Regions from separate parts of the Homo sapiens genome. Here region 1 is linked to region 2. A link is an interaction called in ENCODE POLR2A ChIA-PET data of the cell type or tissue named here. Cell type or tissue: Caco-2. All regions are shown on one strand. Links, peaks and the distances in the headings refer to the core of each region. The heading gives the core; the rest is flanking DNA. Region 1 has its middle 4.2 kb from the start of PLEKHB1. Region 2 overlaps FAM168A (family with sequence similarity 168 member A).

Region 1 (5,382 bases), core at 196-5,195, 87 kb after region 2:
TTCTTTTTTTTTTCTTTTCTTTTTTTCTGAGATGGAGTCTCACTCTGTCGCCCAGGCTGGAGTGCAGTGGCGGGGTCTCGGCTCACTGCAACCTCCACCACGAATCTGTACCATGGACAAACCTAGAAGATGCTGCAGCAGAGTTCTTTTTTTTTTTTTTTTCTAATGAGACAGTCTCACTTACTCTGTTGCCCAGGCTGGAGTGCAATGGTGCGATCTCGGCTTGCTGCAACCTCTGCCTCCCAGGCTCAAGCAATTCTCCTACCTCAGCCTCCTGAGTAGTCTCCTGAGTAGCTGGGATTACAGGCATGCACCACCACGCCCAGCTAATTTTTGTATTTTTAGTAGAGACGAGGTTTCATCATGTTGGCCAGGCTGGTCTCAAACTCCTTACCTCAAGTGATCCACCTGCCTCAGCCTCCCAAAGTGCTAGGATTACAGGCATGAGCCACCACCCCTGGCCCACTGCAACAAAATTCTATGGAGAAGTATCTGACAATGTAAGACTAAGATTTACTCTCCTGGGGAATTAATGGGAGAGAGTTAATGTGTGTTGTGATACTACATGTGTTAATAGTAATCTTGGTTTGGGGCAGAATTTTTCTGTTTGTTTGTTTATTTATTTATTTTGAGACAAGATCTCTTTTGCTCAGGTTGGAGTACAGTGGCGCTCTCATAGCTCACTGCTCCCTTGAACTCCTGGGCTCAAGCAATCCTCCTGCCTTAGCCTTCCCAGTAGCTAGGACTATAGGTGCATACCACCATGCCTGGCCTAAAGATAAAAGATGTGATAGCTTCCCTTGGAGAAGAGAACATGGGTAATAACTTAGAATCTGCAGGTGAAGAGAGTATTTATGACCAGACAAGAGGAGCCAGGAAGAAATTAATGTTGAAAAGTCAAGTGTACATTTAAACATCCCAGATGGGAGAAAAATCAATTCTACATCAACATTGCTAAAGAAGAAAACAGAAAAGCCAAGACAGATCAGGTGAAAAATCTTCAGGCTGAGCAAACCTCGACTGAAAGTGCAGATCAAAATCTTCTGCAGAGAGGAAATGAAGTGACTGAACTTTGTCAAGACAAAGCAGTGTCGTCTCTTGAGAAATGATCTGTCTGGGAAGGTCATTATTGGAGCAAGAGGAAGAAAGTTCTGAAGCAAATGCCAAGATGAGCCTGTTATAAAGAGCTGAAGACCTTCAGAAAGCAAGTCAAAGACCTTGTAGCACAGTGCAACAGGATCATTTGTTCTTCTCAAAACCAAGTTATTTCCCTTGAACTAAAAGCTCATGATTGTTAGTTGAGAGTACAGGAGGCTGAAAGAAAGCTCCTCATCTCAAAACTAGAGATCACAAAGATGAGATAAAGAATAAAGAGGCTGGGCATGGTGGCTCACACCTGTAATCCCAGCACTTTGGGAGGCCGAGGTGGGTGGATCACCTGAGGTCAGGAGTTCAAGACCAGCCTGGCCAAAATGGCAAAACCCTGTCTCTATTGAAAATACAAAAATTAGCCAGGTGTGGTGGTGCGCACCTGCAGTCTCAGCTACTGAGGAGGCTGAGGCACGAGACTCACTTGAACCCAGGAGGCAGAGGTTGCAGTGAGCCGAGATCGCGCCGTTGCATTCCAGCCTGGGAAACAAAGCAAGACACTGTCTCAAAAAAACAAAAACCAAAGAATAAAGAAAACAGTGATTAAACTTGAGCTTCTAGAAGTCCTTATTCATCTGATGATCCAGATGGAGTATTGTTCAGGTAACATTTTCACCACCTCCCATCTCTAGACATGGGGTACCGTTTCCTCTAGACGGGAGGCTCTCAACACCCTCCCCTCAGATCTCCTTGTCTGCCAGGCCTTCCTCCTTCATTCCCAAACCTGGTGTTTCCAATTGATTCAAATTGGGAGTTAATGGAAGGAAGACATCCTCTTCTTCCCTGCATTAGTCAGGGCTCTCCGGAGCAACAGAAATAGTAGGAGATATATACATATACAAAGAGATTTATTTTAAGGGATTGGCTTATATGATTGAGGGGGCTGGCAAGTCTAAAATCTGCAGAGCAAGCTGGAAACTCTCAGGCTGGGGCTGAGGCTACAGTTCAATCCACAGGCAGAATTTCTTCCTTCTCAGGGAAACCTGTTTTGCTTGTTAGACCCTTCAACTGATTGGTGAGGCCCACCAATTATCAAAGATAATTTCCTTTACTTAACTTCAAATGATTGTATAGGTCAACCAAATCTACACAATATTTTTACAGCAACACCTAGATTAGTGTGTTAGATTGAGTAACTGGGGACTATAGCCTAGCCAGGTTGACACATAAAACTAACCATTACACTTCCTGGCTGGAGTGCAGTGGTGCATTCCATCTCCTGAGCTCAAGCGATCCTACCACCTCAGCCTCCTTCGTAGCTGGGACCACAGGTGCATACCACCACGCCCTAGCCTTAAAAAAAATTAGAAAAATATTTTATTAGTTTTAAAAACTTTTTACATCTCAACAACAAAAGCCAAATAACCCAATTAAAAAATGGACAAAAGATTAGAATAAACATTTCCCCAAAGAAGGTATACAAATGTCTAATAAGCACATGAAAAGATAACCAACATTGCCAGGCGCGGTGGCTCACGCCTGTAATCCCAGCACTTTGGGAGGCCGAGGTGGGCGGATCACAAGGTTAGGAGTTCGAGACCATCCTGGCTAACATGGTGAAACCCCATCTCTATTAAAAAATACAAAAAATTAGCCGGGCGCGATGGCGGGCGCCTGTAGTCCCAACTACTCAGGAGGCTGAGGCAGGAGAATGGCGTGAACCCAGGAGGCGGAGCTTGCAGTGAGCTGAGATCGCACCACTGCACTTCAGCCTGGGCTGAACAGAGCGAGACTCCGTCTCAAAAAAAAAAAAAACAAGATAACCAACATCATTCGTCATTAGGGTAATGCAAATAAAAAACACAAGGAGTGAATACTTAAGACAGACAATAACAAGTGTTGGCTAGGACATAGAAATATCGGAACTCTTAGAGGTTGTTGATGGGCGTGTAAAATGGTGCAATCACTTTGAAAATAATTTGACAGTTCCTCAGAATGTTAAACGTAGAGTTACCACATGACCCAGAAATTTCACACCCAAGAGAAAATAAAGCATATATATGTCCACACAAAAATGTGTACACAAATGTTCACAGCAGTATTATAATAGCTAAAGAGTAGAAATCACCCAAATATCTATCAACCAATGAATAGATAAATAAAACACGATATATCCATAAAATAGAATATTATTCATCAGTAAGAAGGAATGGGCCAGGCGCAGTGGCTCAGGCCTGTAATCCTAGCAGTTTGGGAAGCTGAGGAAGGAGGGCTGCTTGAGCCTAGGAGATGGAGACAAGCCTGGGCAACATAGCGAGACTCGGTCTCTGCCAAAAATACAAAAATTAGCCAGGTGTGATAGCATGTGCCTGTAGTCCCAGCTACTTGGGAGGCTGAGGTGGGAGGATTGCTTGAGCCAGAGAGGTTGAGGCTACAGTGAGATCGCACCATTGCACTCCAGCCTGGGTGACAGAGTAAGACCTTGTCTGAAAACAAAAACAAAAACAAAAACAAAAAACAAGGAATGAAATACTGATAACATGCTACAACCTGGATAAACTTTGAAAACATTATGCTAAGTGAAAGAAGCCAGTCACAAAGGGTCACACATTGCATGATTCCATTTATTTTTTAAAACTATTTATTTATTTAGAAACAAGGTCTCACTCTGTCACTGAGTCTGGAGTACAGCAGTGCAGTAACAGCTCACTATAACCTCAAACTCCTGGCCTCAAGAGATCCTCCTGCCTTCACCTCCCAAATCACTGGGATTATAGGTGTGAGCCAACTGCGCCTGGCCCATGATTCCATTTATATGAAATGGCCAGAATAGGCAAATCTGTACAGAAAGAAAGCAGATTAATTTTGCCAGGGACTTGGGGGGAAGACAGATTGGGAGTAACTGCTAAAGACTATAGGGTTTCTTTTCTTTTCTTTTTTTTTTTTTTTTTGAGATGGAGACTCGCTCTGTAGCCAGGCTGGAGTGCAATGGTGTGATCTCGGCTCACTGTAACCTCTGCTTCTCGGGTTCAAGTGATTCTCCTGCCTCAGCCTCCTGAGTAGCTGGGATTACAGGTGCGCGCCACCACGCCCAGCTAATTTTTGCATTTTTAGTAGAGACAGGGTCTCACCATGTTGGACAGGCTGGTCTCGAACTCCTGACCTCAGGTGATCCGCCACCCTTGGCCTCCCAAAGTGCTGGAATTACAGGCGTGAACTACCATGTCTGGCCTAGGGTTTCTTTTTAGGGTGATAAAAATGTTCTGAAGGCCAGGTGCGGTGGCTCACACCTGTAATCCCAGCACTTTGGGAGGCCGAGGCGGGCAGATCACGAGCTCAAGAGATCGAGACCATCCTGGCCAACATGGTGAAACTCCATCTCTAAAAATACAAAAATTAGCTGGGCATGGTGGTGCACGCTTGTAGTCCTAGCTACTCGGGAGGCTGAGGCAGGAGAATCACTTGAACCTGTGAGGCGGAGGTTGCAGTGAGCCGAGATCACACCACTGCACTCCAGCCTGGTGACAGGGCAAGACTCCATCAAAAAAAAAAAAAAAAATACCCACTGAATTTTTTACTTTAAAAGGGTGAATTTTATGGTAGGTGAATTACATCTCACTAAAATTATCACTTTGGCCGGGCGCAGTGGCTCACGCCTGTAATCCCGCTCTCAGGGAGGCAAGAGGCGGGAGGATAGCTTGAGCCCAGGAGTTCGAGACCTGCCTGGGCAATATGGCGAGACCCCGTTCTCCAGAAAAAGGAAAAAAAAAAAAAGACAAAAAAAAGCGTAAAATTATCACTTTAAAGTGTTTTCTTTTCTTTTTTTTTTTTTTTTTTTTTGAGACGGAGTTTAGCTCTTGTTGTCCAGGTTGGAGTGCAGTGGTGAAATCTCGGCTCACCACAATCTCTGCCTCCCGGTTCAAGCAATTCTCCCGCCTCAGCCTCCCTAGTAGCTGGGATTACAGGCATGTGCCACCACACCCAGCTAATTTTGTATTTTTAGTAGAGATGGGGTTTCTCCATATTGGTCAGGCTGGTCTCGAACTCCCGATCTCAGGTGATCTGCCCGCCTTGGCCTCCCAAAGTGCTGGGATTACAGGCATGAGCCACAGCGCCCGGCCATTTAAAATGTTTTCATAAGCACTTTTACTTTTGCTCAAATTGCATCTTGATATAAACTTCAAGTTTTTTAAAATAAAGATAATATAAATTATTCTCATTATATTATACTCTCTAGAAAATGTAAGTAGTAAATTTGAATTTGATGAGCCAGTCCACTATTTCCTAAACAAT
Region 2 (5,382 bases), core at 263-5,262:
GTAATCTCAACACTTTGGGAGGCCAAGATGGGTGGATCCCTTGAGGTCAGAAGTTCAAGACCAGCCTGGCCAACATGGCAAAACCCCATCTCTACCAAAAATACAAAAATTAGCCTGGTGTGGTGGCACACAACTGTAATCCCAGCTACTCGGGAGACTGAGGCAGGAGAAACACTACAACCCAGAAGGCAGAGGTTGCAGTGAGCCGAGATCGCGCCACTGCATTCCAGCCTGGGTGACAGAGTGAGATTCTGTCTCAATCAATCAATCAATCAATCAATAAAGGATGCATGACTGAAGGAATGAATTTAATTTATCATACAATTTTACAAAGTAGCCATTCAATAATATATTGTTTTATAAATTAATTAATCCTATCAAGCCCATATGATAAGAAAGGGAGTTATTATTATGGCCCTTTTTACAGATAATAAACAGAGTCCCAGAGAGATCAAAGGTTAAGGTCAGCCAGGTAGAGCAGGAATTAGAATCCCTTTGGTCTCTCAGAAACTAATTCTAGATTTTTTTTCAACGAGACCTTAATCCCTCCCACATTTTAAATATTACCTAAGGGATTGGTCAAGTTTTTCAAGTCTCTATGGTTTCAAGAAGGGCCCTCAAAGTCAGAAGATGCTACCAATAAATGATGGAAGGGTGAAGAAAGACCATGACCAAATGAGAAGTTCAGTATCTCTTCTTTGGGAAAGAAGGAATAAAGACCTGATTTCATCTGGCCTGAGCATAGAGAAAGCAATTAAGTCTGACTAATAAGAGGATAAAGCCCTCACTGTAAACAAATGAGGATGGAGGACACTGAGAGGATCAAATATGAAAGGCAGTATGGGGAGTTAGAGCCACTCGTCTACTCCTGTAAAGAGCATGACTACTCACAGTCTTTCTAGCGGGTAGTCACTCTTTCATTTAACAAATACTTAGTCCCTGCAATGATCTAGGATAATAACTCAACAGTGTATATCAAGAGCCTTTAAAAAGTTATACCTGGCCGGGCGCAGTGGCTCATGTATGTAACCCTAGCACTTTGGGAGGCCAAGGCAGGCAGATGGATTGAGCCTAGGAGTTCAAGACCAGCCTGGGCAACATGGTGAAACCCTACAAAAAATAAAAATAAAATTAAAAAAAATTAGCCAGGTGTGGTGCCGTGCACTTGTAGTGCCAGCTATTCAAGAAGCTGAGGTGGGAGGATAGTTTGAGCCCAGGAGGCGGAGGTTGCAGTGAGCTGAGATTGTGCCACTGCACTCCAGTCACTGCACCCCAGCCTGTGTGACAGAGCCAGACCCTATCTCAAAAAAATAAAAATAAAAATAAATTATACCTTCACTCCAATTACCCTATTCCTATTTATCCTAAGAAAACTACCAAAAAAATAAAGACTGAGGCCAGGCGCAGTGGCTCACACCTGTAATCCCAGCACTTTGGGAGGCCAAGGTGGGAGGATCACTTGAGCCAGGAGTTCGAGACCAGCCCGGGCAACACAGGGAGAACCCATCTCCACAAAAAACAAAATTTTAAATTAGCTGGGCATGGGGTGTTCGCCTACAGTCCCAGCTACTTGGGAGGCTAAGACAGAAGATCTCGAGCCCAGGAGTTTGAGGCTGCAGTGAGCTGTGATCACGCCACTGCACTCCAGCCTAGGTGACAGACCCAGACCCTGTCTCAAAAATAGAAAATGCTTATGATATAATGTTAAATTAAAAAATACTCCAAAAGACTACCTATAGTATGATCTTAATTATATAAAATAAATAGAAAAAAAACTTCAAAAAAGCCTAAATGCTGAGTTTTAAAAGTAATCTCTGCATGGCAGAATATAGAGCGATATTATTTGCCAAGTTTTCTAGTTTTTCCATAACAGGCATTTTTCCAAAAAACAAGGTGAAGGAGATTTTAGGACAAAAAATGAATATATAAAATGCCATCAGGATTAATTAAGATCATTAGAATCTCTGCTAGGTGAGAAACATATTAGAGGCATATTATTTTTACACAAAAAGATTATGTTAATCCTACTGAGAATTGACACAAATGCAAGGGTGAAATACAATGGGAGAGCAATAAAGAGGAAATCCCATCAGACTCCCAGGAGGTCACTTTCATTTCAGAATGTCTGTCATCAGCAAAGCCAAGTTCAATGAGTAAAGAGAGAAATGAAACTTGATGGGTGAAGAAGATGGCAAGCTAAGACCCACTGCTAAAATCCATAAGTTCCTCAAGATCATGGAACCTGTCAATTACCATATAGCGTGACAAAGGCCATGGAAGGAAGGCAGCAGCAGGAATGTGGCAAAGTCAAGAGAAGGTCAAGGTAGCCTTTGTTGAAGATGACTAATTTAAAGGAGAAAGACATTAGCCTAGAGGAAAAGGGCATTCTAGGAAAAAGGGAGAGCCTAGAGAATAGAAACAGCTTAACATGCCTTGGGAAATGACATGTATTTCAGTGTTGCTAGAGTCCAAAGTGCAAGGCAGGCTGTGGTGAAAGATGTAGTTGCAAAAGTCATCAGGGGCCTGTCTCAGAGGACCTGAATATCTGGTCTACCATTAAGCCAAGCAGCTATACATGAGTCAGTCAACAAGGGTACCATTCCAGTAGAAGAGAGAGTTAGGCAGCATTATAATAAAGATAAGTGATGGGTGGTTAGAGCAGAAGAGGAACACCCAATCCAGCCTGGGGGCTCATGAAAGGCCTCTAAGAGAAAATGCCAAAGTAAGGCACAAAGGAAAAATGGGGCTAAGGTCCCAGCACTTTGGGAGGTCGAGGCGGGTGGATCTCTTGAGGTCAGGAGCTCGAGACCAGCCTGGCGAACATGGCGAAACCCCATCTCTACTAAAAATATAAAACAAATTAACTGGGCGTGGTCATGGGCGCCTGTAAAACCAGCTACTTGGATGGTTGAGGCAGAAGAATTGCTTGAACCCGGGAGGCAGCGGTTGCAATGAGCCAAGATCTCACCACTGCACTCCAGCCTGGGTGACAGAGTAAGATTCCATCTCAAAAAAAAAAAAAGAGAAAATGGGGCTAAGGGCTGCAACGTCCAAAGTGAGGACACACAGTTGATACCTGGCCTAATCATAAACTCAGCAAATCAGAGAACTAGTGCCTGGCAAGGCTTCCAAAGAGGGAACCATTCTTATCAACAGAATGTAACCTCCAAGGACCTTGTTAGTCTTGTTCACTGCCAGGCTTCTAATACTAAAAATAGTGGGCATAAAGAAGCTGCTCTATAAATATTTGTGGAAAAAAAGAAAAAGAGAAAGGAAGGCTTGCTGTTATATTAAAAAGCAATGGGGCTGGTAAGCTCCAACCCAGTGTCATGCCAAAGACAAAAGAACAACAAAAAAAGCAATGGGGCTGGGTATAGTGGCTCACACTGTAATCCCAGCATTTTGGGAAGCAGACGCAGGAGGATCATTTGGGCCAGGAGTTCAAGAACAGCCTGGGCAACATAAGTGAAACCCTGGTTCTACCAAAAAAAATTTTTTTAATTAGCCAAGTGTGGTGATACATGCCTGTAGTCCTAGCTGGTTGGGAGGCTGAGGCAAGAGGATGGCTTGTGCCTAAGAATTCGAGGTTGCAATAAGCTATGATCGTGCCACTGCAGTCCCTCCTGGATGACAAAGTGAGAATTGTCACTTTTAAAAAAAAAAAGGCAGTGAGAACCCATTCCCTCCATCCCACCACTAGCAAATTAATAATAATAATAATAATTTAAATAATTAAATAAAATAAAAAGACAAATCCTATATGATTCTACCTATATGAGGTACTCAGAGTCATCAAAATCACAGAGACAGAAGATCGAATGGGGATTGTCAGGGGGGTAGGGAGAATGGGGCAATAGGGAGTTTGTGTTTAATGGGTAGAGAAATTTCAGATCTGTAAGATAAAGAGTTTTAGAGATAGTTGACAGTGATGGTCACACAACATTATGAATGTATTTAATACGCTAAACTATACACTTTCAAAAAATTGAGATGATAAATTTTATGTTATATGTATTTTACTGCAATAAAAAAAAATTGAGGGCCAGGTGCAGTGGCTCACGTTGGTAATCCCAGCACTTTGGAAGGCCAAGGCAGGAGGATCGCACAAGGCTAGGAGTTCAAGGACAGCCTGGCCAACATGGCAAAACCCTGCCTCTACTAAAAAAAAAAAAATACAAAAATTGACCAGGCATGGTGGCACGCACCTATAATCCTAGCTACTTGGGTGGCTGAGGCACAAGAATCACCTGAACCCAGGAGGCAGAGGTTGCAGTGAGCCAAGATCACACCACTGCACTCCAGTCTGGGCAACGGAGCAAGACACTGTCTCAAAAAAAAAAAGAGGAAAAAAAGCAATGGGAAATTCACAACCGCCAAAAGGTGGAAGCAACTCAAGTGTCTGTTGATGGATGAATGGATCAAAAAAATGTGGTATATACATACAATGGAGTATTATTCAGACTTAAAAAGGAAGGAAATTCTGACACGTACCAAAACATGATGAACCTTGAAGATATTATGCTAAGTGAATTAAACCAGTAATAAAGGACAAACACTATTATTCTACTCATATGAGATACACAGAACAATCCAATTCATGGAGACAAAGTTGAATGGTGGTTGCCAGGAGCTGGGGTAGGGGAGAAATGAGAGTTACTGTTTAAGACAATAGTGCCACCACTCCTGGCTAAGTTTTTTTTTTTTAATTTTTAGCAGGGATGGGGTCTTACTATGTTGCCTAGGCTGGTCTTGAACTCCTGAGCTCAAGCGATCCTCCTGCCTTGGCCTCCCAAAGTGCTGGGATTATAGGCATGAGCCACCATCTCTGGCCAAAATTAAGTTATTAATTTAAAAATCCTGTATTCATGAATTGGAAATTTTAATATTGTTAAGATGTCACCTCCAAAGCAATCTACAGATCTTATCAAAAGTCCAAAAACCTCTTTTTGTAGAACTGGAAGAGCCAGTCCTCATATTCACATGGAATTGCAAGAGGCCACAAACAGCAAAAATAATCTTGAAAAAGAACAACAAAGTTGGAAGACTCACACTTTCCAATTTCAAAATTCACTATAAAACTATGGTAATCGATACAGCATGGTACTCGCATAAGGACAGGTATATAGACCAATGGAACAGAATCACAAGTCTAGAAATAAATCCATACATCTCTGGCCAATTAATTTTCAACCAACATGCCAAGACTAATCACTAATCAATGAGAAAAGAAAAGTTTCTTCAACAAATGGTGCTTGGACAACTGAATATCTACAGGCAGAAGAATGAAGCTGGACCCCTACCTCAAACCACATATAAAACTTAATTCAAAATTAAAGACCTAAATATAAGGGATACAACCATGATAAATCTTCATGACCTTGG

What was found. Peaks named below come from ENCODE experiments on the same cell type or tissue, not always from the same donor. Only the 100,000 strongest peaks of a DNase experiment are listed, where the experiment ranks them.
Region 1: POLR2A ChIA-PET joins it to region 2 with 6 read pairs; 4 of 35 experiments call an interaction of 5 or more read pairs at or near these places.

The regions. Positions count from the first base shown.
Region 1 is chr11:73,639,710-73,645,091 of GRCh38, forward strand. It overlaps the pseudogene LOC100419713. Among named protein-coding and RNA genes, the nearest start is that of PLEKHB1, 4.2 kb to the right of the region's middle. In Caco-2, for the core only: no CTCF peak of the experiment used is centred there; no DNase peak of the experiment used is centred there.
Region 2 is chr11:73,552,699-73,558,080 of GRCh38, forward strand. All of the region lies in intron 1 of FAM168A (family with sequence similarity 168 member A), which reads right to left. Among named protein-coding and RNA genes, the nearest start is that of FAM168A, 43 kb to the right of the region's middle. RefSeq lists a silencer at 1,002-1,226. In Caco-2, for the core only: no CTCF peak of the experiment used is centred there; a DNase peak (open chromatin) is centred at 2,503.